Linked DNA regions of Homo sapiens: regions 1 and 2 are each linked to region 3. The links are chromatin loops, found by intact Hi-C in ENCODE. Cell type or tissue: B cell. All regions are shown on one strand. Region 1 overlaps GAS7 (growth arrest specific 7). Region 2 overlaps GAS7 (growth arrest specific 7). Region 3 overlaps GAS7 (growth arrest specific 7).

The links. Hi-C counts contacts between places; a loop is a spot of excess contacts. Peaks named below come from ENCODE experiments on the same cell type or tissue, not always from the same donor. Only the 100,000 strongest peaks of a DNase experiment are listed, where the experiment ranks them.
Region 1: it touches region 3 in a loop (7-fold over the local background); 16 of 110 quality-filtered maps call a loop at or near these places.
Region 2: a loop joins it to region 3, with 7 times the contacts of the local background. A loop is called at or near these places in 17 of 110 quality-filtered maps.

The regions. Positions count from the first base shown.
Region 1 is chr17:10,062,037-10,064,536 of GRCh38, forward strand. The region is part of intron 1 of GAS7 (growth arrest specific 7); the gene reads right to left. Among named protein-coding and RNA genes, the nearest start is that of GAS7, 140 kb to the right of the region's middle. In B cell, no CTCF peak of the experiment used is centred here; DNase peaks (open chromatin) are centred at 1,085 and 1,916.
Region 2 is chr17:10,051,605-10,054,104 of GRCh38, forward strand. The region is part of intron 1 of GAS7 (growth arrest specific 7); the gene reads right to left. Among named protein-coding and RNA genes, the nearest start is that of GAS7, 150 kb to the right of the region's middle. In B cell, no CTCF peak of the experiment used is centred here; a DNase peak (open chromatin) is centred at 1,037; H3K4me3 peaks cover 496 bases; H3K27ac peaks cover 1,702 bases.
Region 3 is chr17:10,113,469-10,115,968 of GRCh38, forward strand. The region is part of intron 1 of GAS7 (growth arrest specific 7); the gene reads right to left. Among named protein-coding and RNA genes, the nearest start is that of GAS7, 84 kb to the right of the region's middle. RefSeq lists a silencer at 1,786-1,845. In B cell, no CTCF peak of the experiment used is centred here; DNase peaks (open chromatin) are centred at 1,323 and 1,863; H3K4me3 peaks cover 1,183 bases; H3K27ac peaks cover 2,439 bases.

The DNA.
Region 1 (2,500 bases), 51 kb before region 3:
CTGGTACAGACACACTGACCAGGCTTCAGTTGGTTCCCGGTGCCCCCGACCCAGGTGCATGTCCACGGAGGGATCAAGCTCAGGACTTTTAGAGATCACAGACAAGTTCTGACCTACATGAAGGAGGAAATTTACCATTCTGGTAATTACTTTAAAGTAAATTCTAGGCTGGGCACAATGGTTCATGCTTGTAATCCCAGCACTTTGGGAGGCCAAGGCGGGTGGATTACTTGAGGTCAGGAGTTCAAGACCAGCCTGGCCAACGTGGCGAAACCTCGTCTCTACTAAAAATACACAAATTAGCTAGGCATGGTGGTGCACACGTGTAATCTCGACAACTCAGGAGGCTGAGACATGAGAATCACTTGAACCCGGGAGGTGGAGGTTGCAGTGAGCCGAGATTGCGTCGCTGCACTCCAGCCCAGGCGACAGAGTGAGACTCTGTCTCAAAAATAAAATAAAATAGAAAATAAAATAAGTTCTACAACTGATCGAGATATCATTTGATCTTCCAATGATTCTCCATGGATATAGAGAAAAGTTAAACAAACTTTAAAAACATAAAACACATCTTGCCCATAGAAACCACACGAACACAGTGGGCACAGATCATTTAAATATCCTGATGTGAATAACTTTAAATAACACAGCTAATTCTGCTTTGCTGGTGGGTTGCTTTTTGGTCTCAGAAATCCCTGAACCAGCAAATCAGGGCTGCTCACATCCCTATTCTCTCCCTTTCCTTTCTTCTCTCCCCCAGGAGTGCTGAGCCACCATTAGCTGACACTAATTCCTAATGACCCTGCAGATCTCAGCTCCCACCGCAAATGCCCTCTCACCCCCCAGGATCCTGTGGGTAGCCGAGCAGTCCTGCACCACGTGAGTGAGGCCTGCAGTACTTGGGGCAGCCCAGGGGAAGGCAGGGATGTCCAGGGAGCTCCATCCACACTGTGCAGACATCAGGGGGCACACAGTAGGATGGACCCCTCCCCACAGCAAAGGCAACCCTTGCCTCGCTCTGTGCTCCCACTTACCTGCTGGCTGGGTTTGCCAGAGTGGGCCAAGAAAGGGAAGCAGAGTGGCTCTGTGGTGGTTTCATGGGGTTTCCCCTAGAGGAACAGACAGGCAGAACTTGCTAATGCCACTTCTTTGTCATTCTTGCAAAAGGAGTTCCTGCTCCTGCCTACCTCCATCAAAATAATAGGCAACGGCATGGTGGCACCTGGCACGTGTGTGTGCGCGCGCACGCGTTTGTGTGTCTGTGTGTGTGTGTGCGTGCGCATGATACTCACAAAGACGTCCCCATGTCCTACACCTCAGGAGGACCCCTTCCATCCTGCTCTCTCTGCTGAGGAAACCTCTTATTTAACTTCTCAGTTGCAATGATCCACCATTTTCTGCCAAAGCTACCATCTCTGCTCCAAAGCAGAGAAGCAGCAGCTCCGGCAAAACCCTGACAAATCATCTAGTTTCTATGATTATGCTTATTCCAGAGAATGAATTCAAGGTTCAAACAGTTCGGCAGTTTGCCCCAGGCAAACTGGGGCAGAGTGCATACACTTAAACAGCTAATAATGGCGGTGCCGAGATCAGGGTGTCAGGGTGAGGATCTCATCCAAGGTCAGGCTGCTAACAAGATACGACACTGAGGGCTCAGCCCTGCACATCTGGCTCTGGAACTCTTAACTCATCACCTCCACTCTAACCTGTTCACCACGGCAGCTTCCTGACCACCGTCTAGTATGGCTCCACCCTGGGTCACCCTCCCTGGTCAAATGCTTCCTTCAAGACACTCAGGTCATGGGCTTCCCCTTGCACGGGTGGTGAGGGGGGCAGAGGAAGCATCTTTTTTTCATCCAGCCACAGCAGTTTCTTTGTTGCCTCAATGCCCCTAGTGAGTCACCTCCTCCAAAGGCCATTGCCAAAGAGAGCACCATTTTAGCACGAGCGCTCGTCCCCACTTCCCTTTTCCATTTCCCAACATGGCCCTCACCAGCTCGAACATTAGTCACACACGTGCCAACAGAAGTTCAAAGATGCTCCGATAATGTGATTTGTAAACACGAAGTCCCAGCAGCGGCGGCTGCTGCAGCTTCTTGGCTCTCTCACTCAATCCCCTACACCTTCTGGGGCCTCCCAGATTGACGTTTTCATTTCCCGGGCTCCACGACACGCAGGGACTGTGAGTCTGCTTTTCACACGTGGGAGTCTCGTGCCAGAGGCTGGGGCAGAGGAAAAGCCTCACAGCATGATCTGGCATTTCCAAGCACACCGTGGGGGTCTGTGACCTACAAAGCACAGCAGGCTCTCGTAGCATCTGTATGCTGTGTGGGCCTGCCCAGCAGGCCATACGTACCCCGGCTTCTGAAAGAAGCACCCTGATTTTTCTACTGTGGAACCACCTCACCTCATTCTCAGCCCTCGAGGTTTCCGGGAGCAAGTGGCTCCTGCCTGGCCAATTAGCACGTGCCCTCTCCCCAACCACGGTACTAGTTCACGA
Region 2 (2,500 bases), 62 kb before region 3:
CCACGAGGGCTACAACCATACAAAGCTGCTGGGGTAAATGAAAACAAGACCCAGAAACAAACATGGTCCTTGACCAAGAACTGCAAACAAACCAGTGCAAGACCCTGGCAAACTTCTGAAAATGGCCTCATGTGCCTTCATTTGAACATGGGCAAGGGCACTCCAAGAAAATTTCGTACCCCAGATCGATCGCTCAAGCTCCCAAAAATGAGACAGGCTGGATAACAGGCAGGAAAAACGGGTTAAGTTTCCCTTTTTCCCCAGCATTGGATATCCCCCAAATCACATTCACTGCCTTTATCTCACCATTAGATCTTATCTTTTTGTTGTTTTTAGTAGCTAAAGGACTACTGTGGACCAGTAACTTGATATACAGTAGTTTATTTGACCCTTATAAAAACCCTGGGAGGGAAGTATTTATTTTCATTTTATAATCGGGCTAGCTTGAACCCAGTAGTCTGTCTCCAAGACTGGTGCTAGTTCCATCTCACCCCACACTGTCCCCCGATTCCTCCATTTACAATCATAGAAAGCTGATGGGCTGAATGAAAACGAGCCCCAGAAACAAACCTGGTCCCTGACCGAGAACTGCAAAAGGCAGTTCCCAAAACACTTTCCCATCATACCTGAGACTCCTCTGCGGCGTCTAGGAATCCAATATCCAAAGGCAAATACTCCAGGGTTGAAGTTACAGTCGAAGCCATGACCTGCCAAGGCCTTGATCATCAACTGTCAAATTGATAATCAGGTAGAAGGTAACAGGAGATTGCCAGTGGGAAGCCTCATTAACTAGTGGGAGGGGTCCCAGCGGGGAGAAACAGGTCTAAGAGGGTGGGTAGGAAACTACCAAGAGAAGCATCTCCACAGCAAAGAGCCGTGACCAGCACCCTCGAGTGAAATGACACCCTAGAAGGATGCCAACTGAGTGCCACACACTGCGTAGCTGTGAGCAGTTTTGTTTTTCAGCTGGCAGAGCTGGGAGTCCCAGAAGGCACCCCCTGCCCACCCATGCAAAGCAAGTAAGCGGCACAGGCTGCCAGAGGCTCCGTCCTCACCCTCACGCACTCACGCTCAGTCACCAGAAAGCCCCTCTCGTGTAGGCTGAATTCTGGGAGCTTGAGTTCAACTCTCCAGCCCAGAAGGGGAACCACCTTGCTCTGTCTAGTGGGCCAGGCTCCTCACTTTGGGGCTTTCTCCTGGGCAATTTAGCCCCTGCCCCTGCCCAGCTTCTCCTCCCCCGTGCACAGCCACACCTCACCCCCACAGCGGCTCTCCTTTGGGTGGCCTGAGATAAGCGGCCTTCATCCCTTACTCATGGGAGCTCCTTGAGAACAACAATAGTGTCATACTCAAATCCATCCCCAGGCACAGAAAATGTACACAATAAACACACATTGGCTACATGGAGTTCTTCCTGGTCTCTGAGTAGGGTTTTCAGCTCACCTAGAAAGTGGGTTTCTTACTTTCCTGTGGTCACCCAGGCAGCAAGGTGGAGGAAGAGAGGGAAACAAGAAGGCAGAGATGAAAGCACTACCCACACATTTATCTATTTTACCCTAGGAGGAGTCTGGGCTACTTAAATGCTCTCAGGGGTCCCCAAACCACAAATGAATAAAATGGACCAAGGGGAAAAGATCAACAACGGCTTCGCGAGCCTGGGGCCCTCCAAGTAAATACATTTGGAAAAGACGTGGTTTCTTGGCTCACGTGCACTGCCCACTAAAGTAACTAAAGCCATTAGAGAGAAAGCTGAAGGAGGCCAAGTGATCTTCTATGAAAACAGCAGTCTGAGTTACCAATGCTAGATCTGAAATGTACATGTGTGGCTGGCTCTTTACCTACATGATTTTAAAGAACTGGCATATTTTCACCCAAGGACCCCCAGCGCCTGAATGCCTGGTCACCCTGGAGAAGCCCTTGTTTGTAGGGTCACACACCACCAGCCCCATGGGAAGGGAGCCCAGGAACCATCTCTCCAGAACAGTTGAAGGCACCAGGTCTCTTCATCGATGTGGCATCTGTGGAGCCCACAGATGCAAGTGCTGAATCGTCTAGAAAAAACGGGACTGAGATTTGCTGAGATCTCAAAATCTGGAAGAACTCCTCCAGCCCTCTCCGCAGGTACCGACTCTGCCTGGAGGGGCACGGCAGTGAGATCCTTAACTCCTCTTTGGCTAGGGAGCCTCACCTCTCTCCCCCATGGGTCTTAAAAGGAGAGGAGAAAGTGACAATAAGAGGTGCTGGCGTCCTATCCATCCCCTGAGCATCAGAGCGGTGATTCTCAAGCTTCAGCATGCATCAGAAGGGCTGTTAGGACACAGTCTGCCGGGCCCACCCTCCAAGCTTCTGGATCCGTAGGTTTGGGTACCATCCAACTATCTGAATTTCTCACAAGCCCCCAACTGATGCAGCTGTTGCACACGTAGGCACTCCACTTTGAGAATCACTAGTTTCAAGAGAAAAACAAAGACGGTCTGTTCTAAATCGACCTCTGGACCTA
Region 3 (2,500 bases):
CATTAAACAGGAGGAGGAAGCTCTTCCTATTGACTAAACTCCAAGATATGTTATATGATTTAACAAAAAGCATCAGTAGCACCAGCAAGGTGCAGAAGTATAGAGGGGATACCTGTGTTCAGAAAACCACAGAGATCGCATTTTTCCGCCCCCTACAACTTGTGCCTCTCACTTCCCGACACACGGTTTCCTGGGTTAAGGAAAATAAAATGAAACATATTTGGAAATTCCTGGACTACTTCTGGAAGTACCCACAAGAAACTGATCACTTGTTTGCCACTCGGGAAGGGAACTGATAGGTTGAGGACAGGGATGGGAAGGAGACCAACTTTTCACTCTACGTTTTTTGTACCTTTCAGATATCAGACCTGAGCATATATTACCTATTTGATAAGTATAAAATTAACAGATATACTTTTGGGTATACATACTGACCAAACATACTTCTGTCTCTTTTGTTTCTCAAGATAGGGTCTTGCTATCTTGCCCAGGCTGGAGTGCAGTGGTGTGATCACAGCTCACTGCAGCCTCAACCTCCCGGGCTCAAGTGATCTTCCTGCCTCAGCCTCCCGAGTAGCTGGGGCTACAGGCATGCACCACCACGCCTGGCTAATCTTTTTTTTTCTTTCATTATTTTTTGTAGAGATGGGGGTCTCCCTATGTTGCGCAGGCTGATCTCAAACTCCTGGGCTCAAGAAATCCTCCTGCCTCAGCCTCTTAAAGTGCTGAGATTACAGGCATGAGCCACCATGCACTTTTCCGTCAATGCTACAGTCTCACTGGGAAGGAAGCCAGTGCCTGCCAGGTGAGTGGGCCCAGGTTACCAGAGCACACAGCCCTGTGCTCCCAAGATGCAACAGGCCCCTCGTTGTGCCCTGCCCTGCAATCTGGTTCTTCAGAAGAGGAGTTCCCAAATACCTGGTCCTCTGCAAATCTGAGCTGTAAACAAGCCTTGGAAAGGTCCTCCCCTTACCTAAATCCCAGCTTCAGGGTCCCGTTTCTGACTGGGGTGCCACCACCAAAGGCAGGGTATACACAGCCACCGAGTGATCCTCTGCCTGCTTCTCACTCCAGGGAAGAAAATCAAAGCAGGTCCCATGGCTGCCGTCTGATAATCACTATGGACACCACACACCAGCCAGCATCAGGGCTGTGTCCAATTAGCCACCCCCATAACAACACCATAGCAACAAAGGTAATATTATTGTTCTAAAGAGAAGAGAAAAACCACACACACACACACACACACACACACACACACACACTGTGTTGTGTGACAGCTTTGAAAGCCACAGAGATCGCATTTTTCCACACCCTAGAACTTGTGCCTCTCACTTCCCGACACACAGTTTCCTCAATGAGAAGTCACAGGCTTGGGGCAATCTCCTCTTCACGCCATTCCAAGATGCGTGTCCTTCACAGGAAACTGGCATGAGAATGATTCTCTGGCAAGCCAGGAGTCAGGGCTGCCTCCTCGCTCTGCCTCTGTGGCTGGCAGGGCTGGGCCAGCTGCAGACCAACAGGCTGGGGGTCATGCTCCAAGCTGTCCTCTGTCTGTCTGTCTGTCTGGCTGGCTGGCTGGCTGCCTCTCTGTGCCAGACCCAAGCTGGCACTGGGGTTTTGGTGGTTGCATCAATGAGCCACACGCTAATCTCCAGACCTAAATGTGGAAAGCATTAACCCAAATGAAAAGACATAAATTAGGACGGGGGCTTATGGGATGGAGGAAAACAGCTCTTCTCTGAGCGAGAGCCTGGGCTGTTGCACAAGAGCTGAGTGAGTCACCAGCCAGCAGAGGGAAGGACCAGGGACGGAAGGAGGGAGGGGAGCCCCCCGTGGGACTGGCGGGTGCACAGGCGGGGGGAACGCTGCAAAAACACAGCTGTAGGTTCATAACTAAGCACACTTCATCAGCAGTCTGAAGGAGGGTGGGGGGCAAAGTGTCACCTCCTCCCCAACTCAGGAAGTGTTGCAACACGTGTCCTCCCCAGAGAAGACAGCAGAAAGAAGTGTTCCTAACTGTTCACCCTTTACAGGCTGCAGCTGTGCCCCGGGGAAGCACACCTCAGCACAGAGAAGGCCTCTCTCATCCCTCCTTGCCCCTTCTTGGCAGTGTCCATACACTTGGGGGTCCCCTAGCATGAGGTGTCCATTGTGGGCACACAACTCTTGCCCATACTTATTACCATTTCTTGTCTTTTCTTCCTTTCCTTTTTCCAAACTCCCCATCCTCCATACTACTGTTGTTAACAACAAGACAAATCCTTTGGTCTCCCCCGCCCCTAGTCCCTGGGGAGAACCTTATACCTTCCCTTAAAACCGTGCCCCACTCACCAACCTCCCCAGCCATGACAGATTCCAAAGCTCCAATATCCAGGCAAATTCTTAGTACCTTCTACGAGTGAGGCACGCTGTCCCTGGGGGTGGCAGTGGAGAGAAGGAGCTCTCCCAAACAGATCATCCAACCAGGACTTCTGAGACTTAGAAGCCCTAGAAATTT